Linked DNA regions of Homo sapiens: regions 2 and 3 are each linked to region 1. A link is an interaction called in ENCODE POLR2A ChIA-PET data of the cell type or tissue named here. Cell type or tissue: GM12878. All regions are shown on one strand. Region 1 has its middle 7.0 kb from the start of AKNA. Region 2 overlaps WHRN (whirlin). Region 3 overlaps WHRN (whirlin).

Region 1 (4,000 bases):
AACAAACCGTGCACGTGCCAGGAAGGGACTGCTAACAGCAAAACTATACTGAACACCTATTATGTGTCAAATACCTTATAAAAGCCTTTCCATGGACTCAGATCTCATTATTTAATCCTCATACTAATCCAAGGAGGGAAAAATTATGATGCCCATTTTATTTTATAGGTGAGGAAGCTGGTTTGAACCAAGCTGTTTGAATCTGGACAGTATAATCTTTTTTTTTTTTTTTTTTTGGAGATGGAGTCTCGCTCTGTTGCCCAGGCTGGAGGGCAGTGGCGCGATCTCAGCTCACTGCAAGCTCCGCCTCCCGGGTTCATGCCATTCTCCTGCCTCAGCCTCCTGAGTAGCTGCAATTACAGGCACCTGCCACCACGCCCAGCTAATTTTTTTTTTTTTTTTGTATTTTTAGTAGAGACAGGGTTTCACTGTGTTAGCCAGGATGGTCTCGATCTCCTGACCTCGTGATCCACCCGCCTCGGCCTCCCAAAGTGCTGGGATTACAGGCGTGAGCCACCGTGCCCGGCCCTGGACAGTGTGATCTTAATCACTTTGCAACTGAAACTTGCAATAGGTAAAATGGTTGGAAACAATAGCAGTGTCCCGTAACAGGTGATCATTGAAAGAAATTGTGATAGTTCCACTCAAAGGAATAATATTAGCTGCCGTTAACAGTCATGCTATTGAAGAATATCAAATAATGTAAAAATTTTGTTATGTTAAGTGGACAAGCCAGTTATAAAATAATATATATCTAGTTTGAGTCCACTTAAAAAAAAAAACAGTAAAATATGGAGGAAGAGGAGGAGGAAGAAAGGAAGGAGACAGGATAGGAAAAAGAAAGAGAGAGAAAGCAAAAGAAAGAGAAAGACATGCTTTAAAATGTTTACAACAGGCCATGCGCCGTGGCTCACACCTGTAATCCCAGCATTTTGGGAGGCTGAGGCGGGAGGATCACCTGAGGTCAGGAGTTCGAGACCAGCCTGGTCAACATGGCGAAACCCCGTCTCTACTAAAAATACAAAAATTAGCTGGGTGTGGTGACGTGCACCTGTAATCCCAGCTACTCGGGAGACTGAGGCAGGAGAACTGCCTCAACCTGGGAGGCAGAGGTTGCAGTGAGCCAAGATCGTGCCACCCCACTCCAGCCTAGGCGATGACAGTGAAACTGTCTCAATTAAAAAAAAAAAAAGTTTACAATCATTATCACTAGGTAGTAGAATTATAGGCAAGTTTTTTTGATAGGGAAGTTTACCATTTTTCCTTTTGGGTATTTTTCAAATATAACAGTTGCTTTAAAAATAAGAATGAAATGAACATGTACTATTCTTAAAAACAAAACAAACGAATACCACCTCACCTCTGTGTGGTGCTTCCTTCTGACCTTGGGCACCTCCGTCTTCAGTTGCCCCTCCTGTGAAAGGCGAAATGTATCGTTGGGTTCTTTGAGGCCCTTTACAGCTCTGACATCCTATAACATTCTGTAACCCCCACACCTTCTCCTCCTCTGTTTAAACTCTAATACAATATGTTGTTTTCTGCAATACAGCCATTATGCAACATGTGGGAACACATGAAAATCACTAAAAGGAAAGGAAGCAATCAGCGCCCAGCCTCAGCCACTTTTTGCATTTGGAGGCATGGCATGTGTTGCTGGATTGGATCCTCATAAATAATTAGGCATTTAACAGATGAAGAAAGGTTCAGAGAGGTTACACAACTTGCCCAAAGTCACACAGCATGTTAAGGCACAGTTGGGTCTGTACCCACAAATAAAGCATTATCCTCCAGATGAATCCTTAGTGGGGGACTGAGTGTGCCTCTTAGACCCTGAGACCTCCCCTCCTCAGTCCTGGTCCTTGGCTGTGGTCCCAAGACCCCGAGGAGACTGACAGCTGGACATCCCACTCTGGCCCTGATCCCAGGCTCCTTCCCCAGAAAAAGCTGAGCTGGCAGTGGGGGGGCTGGGGGGAGAATGCTGGCAAGGACCTAGGGGCTGGTGTGGGAGCGGCACTGGGCGCAGAAGGTCTCACTCGGCAATGGAGCTGGAGTTCGCCTGACATTTGGCAAGGAAGCCCAGAGCCAAGATGGAACAGCAAGCTGGGGTGCAGGAGGGAGGGAGGAGTGAGAATGTGAGACTTTGGGGGCAGGAAGCCTGGGTAGATCAGCCCTTTGCTGTTTTGTTTCAGAACTTCTCTGATATCCTCATCTACAGACAGAGGCTTCTCCTTCCCTCAGGCATGCATGTGTAAAGTAACAAGATAATGTGTTTGTACGCAGGACACACTCAGAAAATGAGGAGCTTCTGTTAGCCTCCTGGCTCCCCTGGCCAACTGCCGCACCTCTTCCCTATCACCCACCCTGACTTACCCCCCAATCCCTTGGCACAATGACAAATCTTAGGGCACCATCCTGTCAGGTTTTTCCCCTGCTTAACGACCATCCGTGGCTCCTGTCACTTTCAGGTTAAAGGCCAGACATTTTGGCCTGGAATTCAGGCTCATACCAACCTGTTCCCAAGTCAGGGGCTGCTGCACTGCATAACTCACACCGTACACTACAAAAGCCATCTCATAAAGGGTTTCTTCCCAAATCGCATACTTTAGGGGAGCTGCAGTGGGGCGCAGGCCTTCTGGCCTGGCTCCACTTGGCTCTGCCAAAAAGCCCCCAACTCCAGGCTGCCAAGCAGAAGCAAGGCTGGTCTTCCATCCCCCAACACCCTTCACCTGCAGCTGTCTTTAAAAAAAAAAAAAAAAAAAAAAAAGTAAGAAAAAGCCCTGATTTGTGGTGGTTACTAATTTTGATGGTGTTAAATACCCTTACTGAAATTGGCCATGCCAATTTCAAGCTATTGATATCACTGAATGCTGCACTGGGAAGAGATGGGCACAATCCACTCTCCCGAGCTGACACCAGCACACCCTGCACACCCCAAAGTAAGGATGCGCTAACACCAGTGAGAAGCTGTGTGACTCTCGTCAAGTGGCTTTACCTCTCTGAACCTCAGGCTTTCTATCTGTACAAGAGGGACAACAATAACACCCACTTCGACAACATCACGTAACTGATATAATCTAGATGATCAACAACAATGTTTTGAGCACCTACTCTGTGTAGGGCTCTGTACTAGGTAGACACTAGGGAATAACAATGGTGACAAAACAGATAAGAGCTCCTGCCCTCCCAAACCTCACTTCTTGCAGTAAAAGCCCTGGCACAGCGGCTAGAATGTCGCACTCAATAAATATTACCTATGATATTAGCTAATAATACCAATGGTATTATTGTTGTCATTATTCCTTCCTTTCTTTGAGCCTCAGTTTCCTCATTTATTTAGAATGTGGACTGAGCAAAAGTTTCTTATGATGCCACCTCACTCAAGCCTTAAAATGGTGGTAAAGTAGATGGGCGCGGTGGCTCACGCCTGTAATCCCAGCACTTCAGGAGGCCGAGGTGGGAGGATCATGAGGTCAGGAAATCGAGACCATCCCGGCCAACATGGTGAAACCCCATCTCTACTAAAAATACAAAAATTAGCCAGGTGTAGTGGCACACGCCTGTGATCCCAGCTACTCAGGAGGCTGAGGCAGGAGAATCGCTTGAACCTGGGCGGCAGATGTTCCCGTGAGCCGAGATCGCGCCACTGCACTCCAGCCTGGAGACAGAGCTAGACTCCATCTCAAAAAAAAAAAGAAAAAAAAAATGGTGGTAAAGTGGGCATTACCAACCTCATTTTGTGGAAGGGAAAACTGAGGCACTCAGAACTGAATCCAGGCTGGGGATCTAAACTCAGGTCTTCTTACTCCTGGTCTCCAGATCATTCCCACCTTCCAGGACTGAGGAAACATAAAAAGGACCAGGAATTCGACTGGGGATGTGAATGCTTTAAAAATACTTTTCCTTCTCCACGCCCCCACGGGGGGAAACTGAAGTGTCCATGTTGTGCACCAATTTCCAAAACACCCTCTCAGTATGACGGCCCTGTAGCTGGGACCATTCC
Region 2 (4,000 bases), 60 kb after region 1:
TTGCCTTTGGGCTAAAAGAGGCTGGGTAGCAGCCTGGCCCACAGTGAGGTTTGCTCATCACAGGTGCTCTCTGGACATTAGGTGCCATCTTCAGCTCCTCCCTGATGGAGGGCAGATGGCGGGAATCAGTCTACACTCACAGATCTCAGCTGCCAACCCTCCATTTCACACATGGGGATGCTGAGGGCCAGAAGGAAGGAAAGGACTGGCTGAGAGAAGGGCCCAGAGCTCTGGGCCCCCAGCATAGAGCCCCGTTGCCATCAGGCAGTTTGGCTTTGTCTGCTGATTCCATCCTGATGCTTCTGCTGGGAGGCGAGAGCAAGCCTGACAGACTCTCCACACCTGCTTCCTGTTTCTTCATGGAGGAAGGGGTGTGGTTACTGTGTTTGTTTTGCATTGCTATAAAGGAATACCTGAGGCTGGGTAATTTATAAAGAAAAGAGGTTTATCTTGGCTCATGGTCCTGCAGGCTGTACAAACAGCGTGGTGCTGGCATCTGCTTCTGGTGAGGCCTCAGGAAGCTTTTACTCATGGCAGATGGTGAAAAGGGAGCAGGTGTGTCACAAGGTGAGAGAAGGAGTAAGAGAGGTCCCAGGCTCTTTTAAACAACCAGCTCTCACATGAACTAATAGAGCAAGAACTCACTCATTACCTCTGGGAGGGCACCAAGCCCTTCATGAAGGGTCCACCCCTGTGACCCAAACACCTCCCAGTAGGCCCCCTCCAACACTGGGGATCACATTTCAACATGAGATTCGGAGAGGACAAATATCCAAACTACATCAGTTACTATATAATATTTGTTTAATAAGGATCCTTTAAGTGTATTTCATTCTGTGATTATGGCTGATTTTATGGTAGTCCTAATGAAGGTGACAAAAATAATGTCTTAATATTTATATAATTCCTGACAGTTAAAAAAAACTCACATAATAAGGGCACCTTACAAGCAATTCTCTGCCTTTAAATTCCACAACTTGGATGAATGGACCAATTTCTTGAGAGACGCAAACTACTAACACTCAAGAAAGAAAAATAGATAACCTATAGATATCCTATATATTACATGTCCAAAAAATGGAGTTTATAGTTAAATCATCTCCCCCAAAAAAACTCAAGCCCAGACACTTTCATGAATGACTTCCCAACTCATTTTGTGAAGCCAGCATTATATAATACTAAGACTAGATACATTATAAGAAAAGAAAACCCAGACCACTATCCTTCATGAACACAAATGGAAATATCCTCCACAAAACATTGGCAAATCAAATCCAGCAATCTCTATAAGGGATAATTTATCACAACCAAGAGTGTTTATACAAGGAATGCAAGGCTGTTTCAACATTTGAAAATCAATGTAATTAACAGATTAAAAGAGAAAAGCCATATGATCAGAAAAATACTTTAAAAATTCAACATACATTCAGGATACTCTCTAAACAAAGTAGGAATCAAATCTGATGAAGAGTATCCACAGAAAATCCCACAGCTAACATACTTCATGGTGAAAAATTAATGCTTTCCTTTAAGATAGAAATAAGGCAAAATTTTTCTCTCAACTGTTCTACTCAGTATCATACTAGACATTGTAGTCAGTGCAATAAGTTAAGAAAAAGAAATAAAAGGCATACAGATCCAAAAAGAAAAAATAAAACTCTGACCATCTGCCTAGAAAATTTCAGACTCTGCAATAAACCTCCCAGAACTAATAAATGAGTTTAGCAAAGTCAAAAGATACAAAAGCCAACATATAAAAATCAATTCTATTTCTAACAATGAACAACTGGAATCCAAAGTTAATAAAAACAGTACCATTTATAATAGTGCTGAAAATACTTAGGTATACATAGCTAACAAAATATGTGTAGTTTCTTCAGGCTGACAATTACAGAACAAAAAAAAACCTAAATAAATGGAGAGATCTGTATTCATTGATTGCAAGACTGAATAGTATGAAGATGTTAAATCTTCTAATTTGATCTAGATTCAACACAATTCCAATTCCAATCCCAGGAAGCTATATTTTTTTTTTAGGTATTTACAAGCTGATTCTAATTTTTTTTATGGAAATACAGAGAAACCAGAGGAGCCAAAACAATTCTGAAATAAGAACAAATTGGAGGACTCTGTACCCAACTTCCAGACTTACTGTAAAGCTACAGTAAACAAGATAGGGCAGTGTTAATGAAAGGCTGGGTGCGTAGATCAGTGGAACAGAATAGAGTCCAGAAATAAACCCACACAAATATACCCAAGTGATTTTTGGCAAAAGAGCAAAGGCAATTCACTGGAGATAGGGTAGTCCTTTCAGCAGATGGTGCTAGAACAATTGGCTGTCTATAATGCAAACAAATGAACCTCAATCTCACACTTTATATGAGAACTCAAAATAAATCATAGACTAAAATGTAAAATGCAAAACTATAATACTGTTAGAGGAATATATAATACAAAATCTATGTGACCTTGGGTTAGACAAAATATGGCTAATAAAAGATTGACAAAATAGACTTTATTAAAATGAAAAATTCTTGCTCTGCAAAAGATACTTTTGTTTGTTTGTTTGTTTTGAGACAGGGTCTCACTCCCGTTGCCCAGGCTGGAGTGCAGCAGCTAGATCTCGGCTCACTGCAGCCTCTACTTCCAAAGCTCAGGTGATCCACTTCAGCCTCCCAAGTAGCCGGGACTATAGGCATGCACCACCATGCCTGAAAAGATGAAAAGATACTTTTAAGAGAAGACAAAGACAAGCCACAGAATGAAGATATTTTCCAGCCAGGCATAGTGGCTCATGCCTGTAATCCCAGCACTTTGGGAGGCAGATTGCTTGAGCCCAGGAGTTCAAGACCAGCCTGGGCAACATGACAAAACTCTTTCTGTACAAAAAATACAAAAAAAATTAGCCACATATGGTGGTGCATGCCTGTAGTCCCGGCTACTAGGAAGGCGGAGGTGAGAGGATCACTTGAGCCCAGGAGGTCAAGGCTCCAGTAAGCTATGATCATGCCACTGCATTCCAGCTGGGGCAACAGAGCAAGACCCTGTCTCAAAAAAAAAAAAAAAAAAGAAAATATTTTCCAATCACATTTCTAACAGAGAACTTGAAAAGATGCTCCTCAACTTATGATGGTGTTATATCTCAATAAACCTATAGTAAGTTGAAAATATTGTAAATCAAAAATGCATTTAATACACCTAATCTACCAGACATCACAGCTGAGCCTAGCCTGCCTTAAATCAGAACACTTACATTAGTCTACAGTTGGGCAAAATCATCTAACACAAAGCCTGTTTCATAGTGAAGTATTGAATATCTCATATAATTTATTGAATACTATATTAAAAGTGAAAGAATGGTTGTATGGGTACTTGAAGTATGGTTTTTATTGAATGCATGAAGTTGAAAAATCGTAAGTTGACCCATGATAAGTCAGAGACTGTCTGTATTGAGAATGTGTAAAAAAAAAAACTCTAAAAAAAAAAAAACATCTCCAAATGGGCAAAAGATCCAGGAAACTTTTGTGTTGGAATTGCAGTGGTGGATGCATAACTCTGCATTTGTCAAATTCGTAGAACTGTACATCACAGAGTGACTTTATATAAATTTGTAAAACTCAACCAGGATGTGTATGGGAGGGGGCACGTGTCGGGCACAGGGAGGAAGACAGAATGCAGACTGAGATGAATGAAGACAGCAGAACTCTTACAAATGATTTCCATAACCACACTGCAAGGGGATAGAAGAAGAAAGGAACCGACTTAAGTAGCTGGGAAACATTGGTTCAACCGATCTTATAAGACAGAAACCAAGAAGAGTCGTATATAAACACTGTACTTCAGCTGGGAATTTTTCTCCCTCCTCAAAAGTATATGGGTTAGGGGCCAGGTGTGGTGGCTCACGTCTGTAATCCCAGCACTTTGGGAGGCTGAGGTGGGCGAATCACTTGAGGTGGGGAGTTTAAGACCAGCCTGGTCCACATGAGGAGACCCAGTCTTT
Region 3 (4,000 bases), 100 kb after region 1:
CTAGACAAATTCCTCTATTCCATTTGTTTCCTATGACCAAACAAAATGCCCCTTTAACTTGTCCAGTCTGTGACAGCAGAGTTAATGACCACCAGCCTTTCACATGAGGCCCAGGAGAGAGACCCTCCTCTCATCCTTGAAGTGTGCTGATCAGGCAGTGTAGACAAATTCAGAGACTCCACCATTCAATGAGATAATTTCACAAGTCACCAGTTATCTATCAGGGAATTTCCACAGACAACGTACAAAATAAAAACCTGACAAAGGTCAAGGCATGGTGAGAGAGATAAGAGAGAGGAAAAAGGAAAAAAACAAAAAGGAAAAAGTGCCCAATGCCACCTCTGTCCCTGAAATCTAGTCAATAAAATGCATACAGTGTGCCCAGGGGAGAACAGGGAAGCTGCAGCCTAGGTTTTCTCATCAAATAGCTACAAAGCCATTTCCACAAGGAAAAAACTCAGGGAGGAAACGCACATTTACTGAACTCCTGCTCTTGCCAGCACCACGCTGGGCTGTATGCCGTGCTTCTCCGTTAGCAGCCAGCCGAGAGCCCTGGCAATGAGCATGCACTTTGGAGGCCAGAATACCTGGGTTCAAATCCTAGTCCCACCACCCCTGACTGTGTGCCCCTGACTGTGTGCCCGTGATGGGTCACCTCCTCTTCCAATTCTCAGAGTCCTCTCCCGGGGGGGTATGGTGAAGTGTCAGTGGGGGATTTACATGAAACCCACACAGAGCTTGTGATGTCACAGAAGATTCCCAGTGGTGGTGATATTTTTTAGTGCGCTAAGTACTGTAAACATCTTGTGCGTGTTATCTGTTTTGTACCTTCTACACTGCCAGGAAGAGCAGCATCTGGTAGGAAAACAGATCCCAACACAGGAGTTTGAACATGGTAAATGATCATCAAATGTTCAGACCAATAGATGCACCCAGTGCTTTAACACATTGTCTGCATAATCATCAGTATCCCCATTTTAGAGATGAGGAAACCTGAACAGAGAAGGTAAGTAACTTGTCTGCTACTTTACTATTATTCCCATTACAATTTCACTGAAGAGGAATCTGAGAATCAGAGACGTTAGGAAGCTGGTTCAAGGCCCCACAGCTAGAAAGTGGCAGAGCCAGTCTTGGAAACCCAGGGCTTCGGAGCTCAGGCTCGAGCACTGTGGGGCATCCCTTCTCTCTGCTGTTGGGGCAAAGACGCAACCCCTCAAGTCAACAAAACCTAGGTGTAAATCCTGGCTCTGTCACTTTCCACCTTTGGGATGACTGGCAAGTGACAAACTCTTGGCAATTTTGGAAAACAAAGTGATGAAAATGATACCTACTTGAACTTCACAGGGTGATTATGAGGCTTAACTGAGTTTATACACGTACACTGAAAACAGTGTCTGGTTCATTCTAAGCCCTCTATCAAAGGTTATTATCATACAATGAGCAACAAAGAAAAGAAAACACCAAGAAATGCATTATCTGTGTCATGACAGAAGTGAGAAAGGCCATGACACTGGGGGGGGGAGCGGGTTTCAGGAGGGAAGAGCAGGCTCCTCAGGGTGGGGACAGCGGCAGAGGTGAGCAGGCAGGTCCTCTGGAGAGGACGTACTGAGGTTGCACCTAACAGGATAAGTGGTGTCAACAGGTGGAGAGAGTGAAAGCCTTGCTTCAGAGGAGGGTATGTTGCTTGCTTGGCCAAGAGTGGACACAACTTGGGGAACAGGACTGCTGGTAAAGATCAGAGCATGGGCAGCCCAAACACCAGGTTGAGGAGCTTGGCGTCTGCCCTGCAGGCTCCCAGCTCAAGAGCAGGGTTGTAGACAGGGCACAGCTTGATGAGATATGTATTTAGAGAGTGTACCCGGTCAACAGGATGGACATCAGACCGGTGGGCAGACGAGCAAGACAGGAGACAGACAGGCTGGCCAGGAGGATGCTACAGTTCGGCAGTGCTGGTGGCAATGGTGGTGACGGGGAAGAGGGAGGTGTGGTCTGAGAAGTGCTGGAAAGAAGTAAAGCCTGGAGAGTCCAGCCTCCCTGGGGCTGGTGCAATACTCAAGTGGGAGAAAGTGGGGAACAAGAGCAGGGGAAATATCCACAATTTAAGAGCGAGAGAAAGCACAACGAGAAGGCAATTAAAAAATAGATAAATACACTAAAAGGAGGCACAGATCCTGTGCAGAGACAACAAGGCTAGAAGATGGGTGGAGATGCAGACATTTGGGGAAAGAGGAATTTGAGGGAGAGCTGTACATGTATATGGACCTGAGAAGCAGACTTAAAAATCTCAGGATTGGAAGGACTTGCAGGAGGAGAGGGGCTCAAGAGAGTCAGGGAAAATTTGGGAGAAATGTATGATTCTCTAAAGAGAAAGAAGAGGGAGGCAGAAGGAAAGAGATGAAGAAAAGGAAAAGGGTACACTGGGTCCAAACACTACAAAGGATGCCACCCCTCCGTCCAGGGACAGGAGGATGGACATGGCAGAAGGAAAATCCCTCCCCTGACTTTCAAAGTTTTCCTATCCACATGGGAGGTTAATTTCTGAAAGCTGGACCACGTTTCTTTTCTTAATCAGAAACCTCTTAATGAGACTTTGTACACCTTTTCAGATGTAGCTCAAATAAATTACAGGGTTTTTTTTTTAAGTGCAGAAGCCCATGTTAACAAATCACCAATTTCACCTGCATTAATTGCTTTAATGGGCTCTAAAAACAGCCACCTCCTCTCCCTCCTCATCAGGGTCCCTGGGGAGGCCATCAGGGAAGGTTGCTGGGAAACGAAGTTATGGATGCAGCTGATCCAGGGGACAATGCTGTCACACTCTGGGTCATGCAACTGTCTGGTATGCCACCCACATTGCTATAAGGCCTCACAGATCATCAGAAGGGACGGTGGGGGGACACAGAATTCTATTCAACCACCAGGCTTTATTACTGCTATAAAGCAAAAATGCCGATGCCAAAAGCCAGATAGGAGCAATTACGTTTTTAAAGAAACTCTGTCTATGTGGGGATATTGACTACATTCAGTAAATGACTCTGCAATTCAAACAGCTACAGTGGATCACATGGGCCCTGAGTCCAGTATTTTCTTCCAATGCCACCTAAAAAAATCCAACCAACCAACCAAACAAACAAACAAAAAAACTAAGCAGGCATAACAGAAGACTTTCAAAGACAAGCGAAGGCAGTCCATACCATTTTTCATTACAATGCTTGCAGCAGGACCTCCACTGCCATATTTTCCAGATTTCTGATGTTCAACAGCAACAATGACATGTTTGTGAGGACTATGGGCCAGGTTTGGTGGTAGGATATCTGAGTAACAGAAAGGCAAAGGGACCTGCCCAAGGTCACAGCCAAGTTACACTGTCAGATGAACCCAGGTCCATCTCCAAAACCCATCTCTAACCTCTTGGGTACATACCACCCTTCCTCAGATTTTCCAGTACGTCAGTTGACCTTACACAAGTGGAATCTTGCTGCAAGATAGTTAAGGATGGGGACAGGAAAGGTTCACCTCTCTGGTCAAGCCTTTATGGGGATAAACAGTGTTGGGGATGGAGGAATCCTAAAGGAAGACAGTGTTTCCCAAACTTTAGCATGGTTAAGGCCTGGCTGGGGAGTTTGTTAATTCCTAAGCAAGCTAACATTGTAAATTACCACTTCTAAGGCTCTAACACACAGGTATTTGGGAATATCCTTTTTTACATCATTTTACTCTGTTCTTCCCTGCAGCCTACAGCTTTAGAATCCAGGAAAGAGGACATTTGGGGACCTGTTTATGGAAGGCTGATATATTTGCTTTGCATACAGAGTTGAGAGGATGCTGATATTAGGAAACTCAGGTGGAGAGAAAAAAAATCATGACGAAACTGGCTGCTAACTGAAGCAAAGCCACAGCCAATTTAGCAAAAGGAACACAAATTCTCAAACGGGGAAGGAGCCAAAGGTGCTGGGACTGTAAAGGAAGAAAAAATAAATCCATTTATGCATGCTCAGAG

The links. ChIA-PET counts read pairs that join two places held together with the same protein. Peaks named below come from ENCODE experiments on the same cell type or tissue, not always from the same donor. Only the 100,000 strongest peaks of a DNase experiment are listed, where the experiment ranks them.
Region 2: POLR2A ChIA-PET joins it to region 1 with 9 read pairs; 5 of 35 experiments call an interaction of 5 or more read pairs at or near these places.
Region 3: POLR2A ChIA-PET joins it to region 1 with 6 read pairs; 12 of 35 experiments call an interaction of 5 or more read pairs at or near these places.

What each region holds. Positions count from the first base shown.
Region 1 is chr9:114,392,997-114,396,996 of GRCh38, forward strand. It overlaps a transcript of AKNA not described here. Among named protein-coding and RNA genes, the nearest start is that of AKNA, 7.0 kb to the left of the region's middle. In GM12878, no CTCF peak of the experiment used is centred here; no DNase peak of the experiment used is centred here; H3K4me3 peaks cover 1,847 bases; H3K27ac peaks cover 1,821 bases.
Region 2 is chr9:114,452,663-114,456,662 of GRCh38, forward strand. The region is part of intron 3 of WHRN (whirlin); the gene reads right to left. Among named protein-coding and RNA genes, the nearest start is that of WHRN, 51 kb to the right of the region's middle. In GM12878, no CTCF peak of the experiment used is centred here; no DNase peak of the experiment used is centred here.
Region 3 is chr9:114,493,416-114,497,415 of GRCh38, forward strand. All of the region lies in intron 1 of WHRN (whirlin), which reads right to left. Among named protein-coding and RNA genes, the nearest start is that of WHRN, 10 kb to the right of the region's middle. RefSeq lists a silencer at 674-968. In GM12878, no CTCF peak of the experiment used is centred here; no DNase peak of the experiment used is centred here.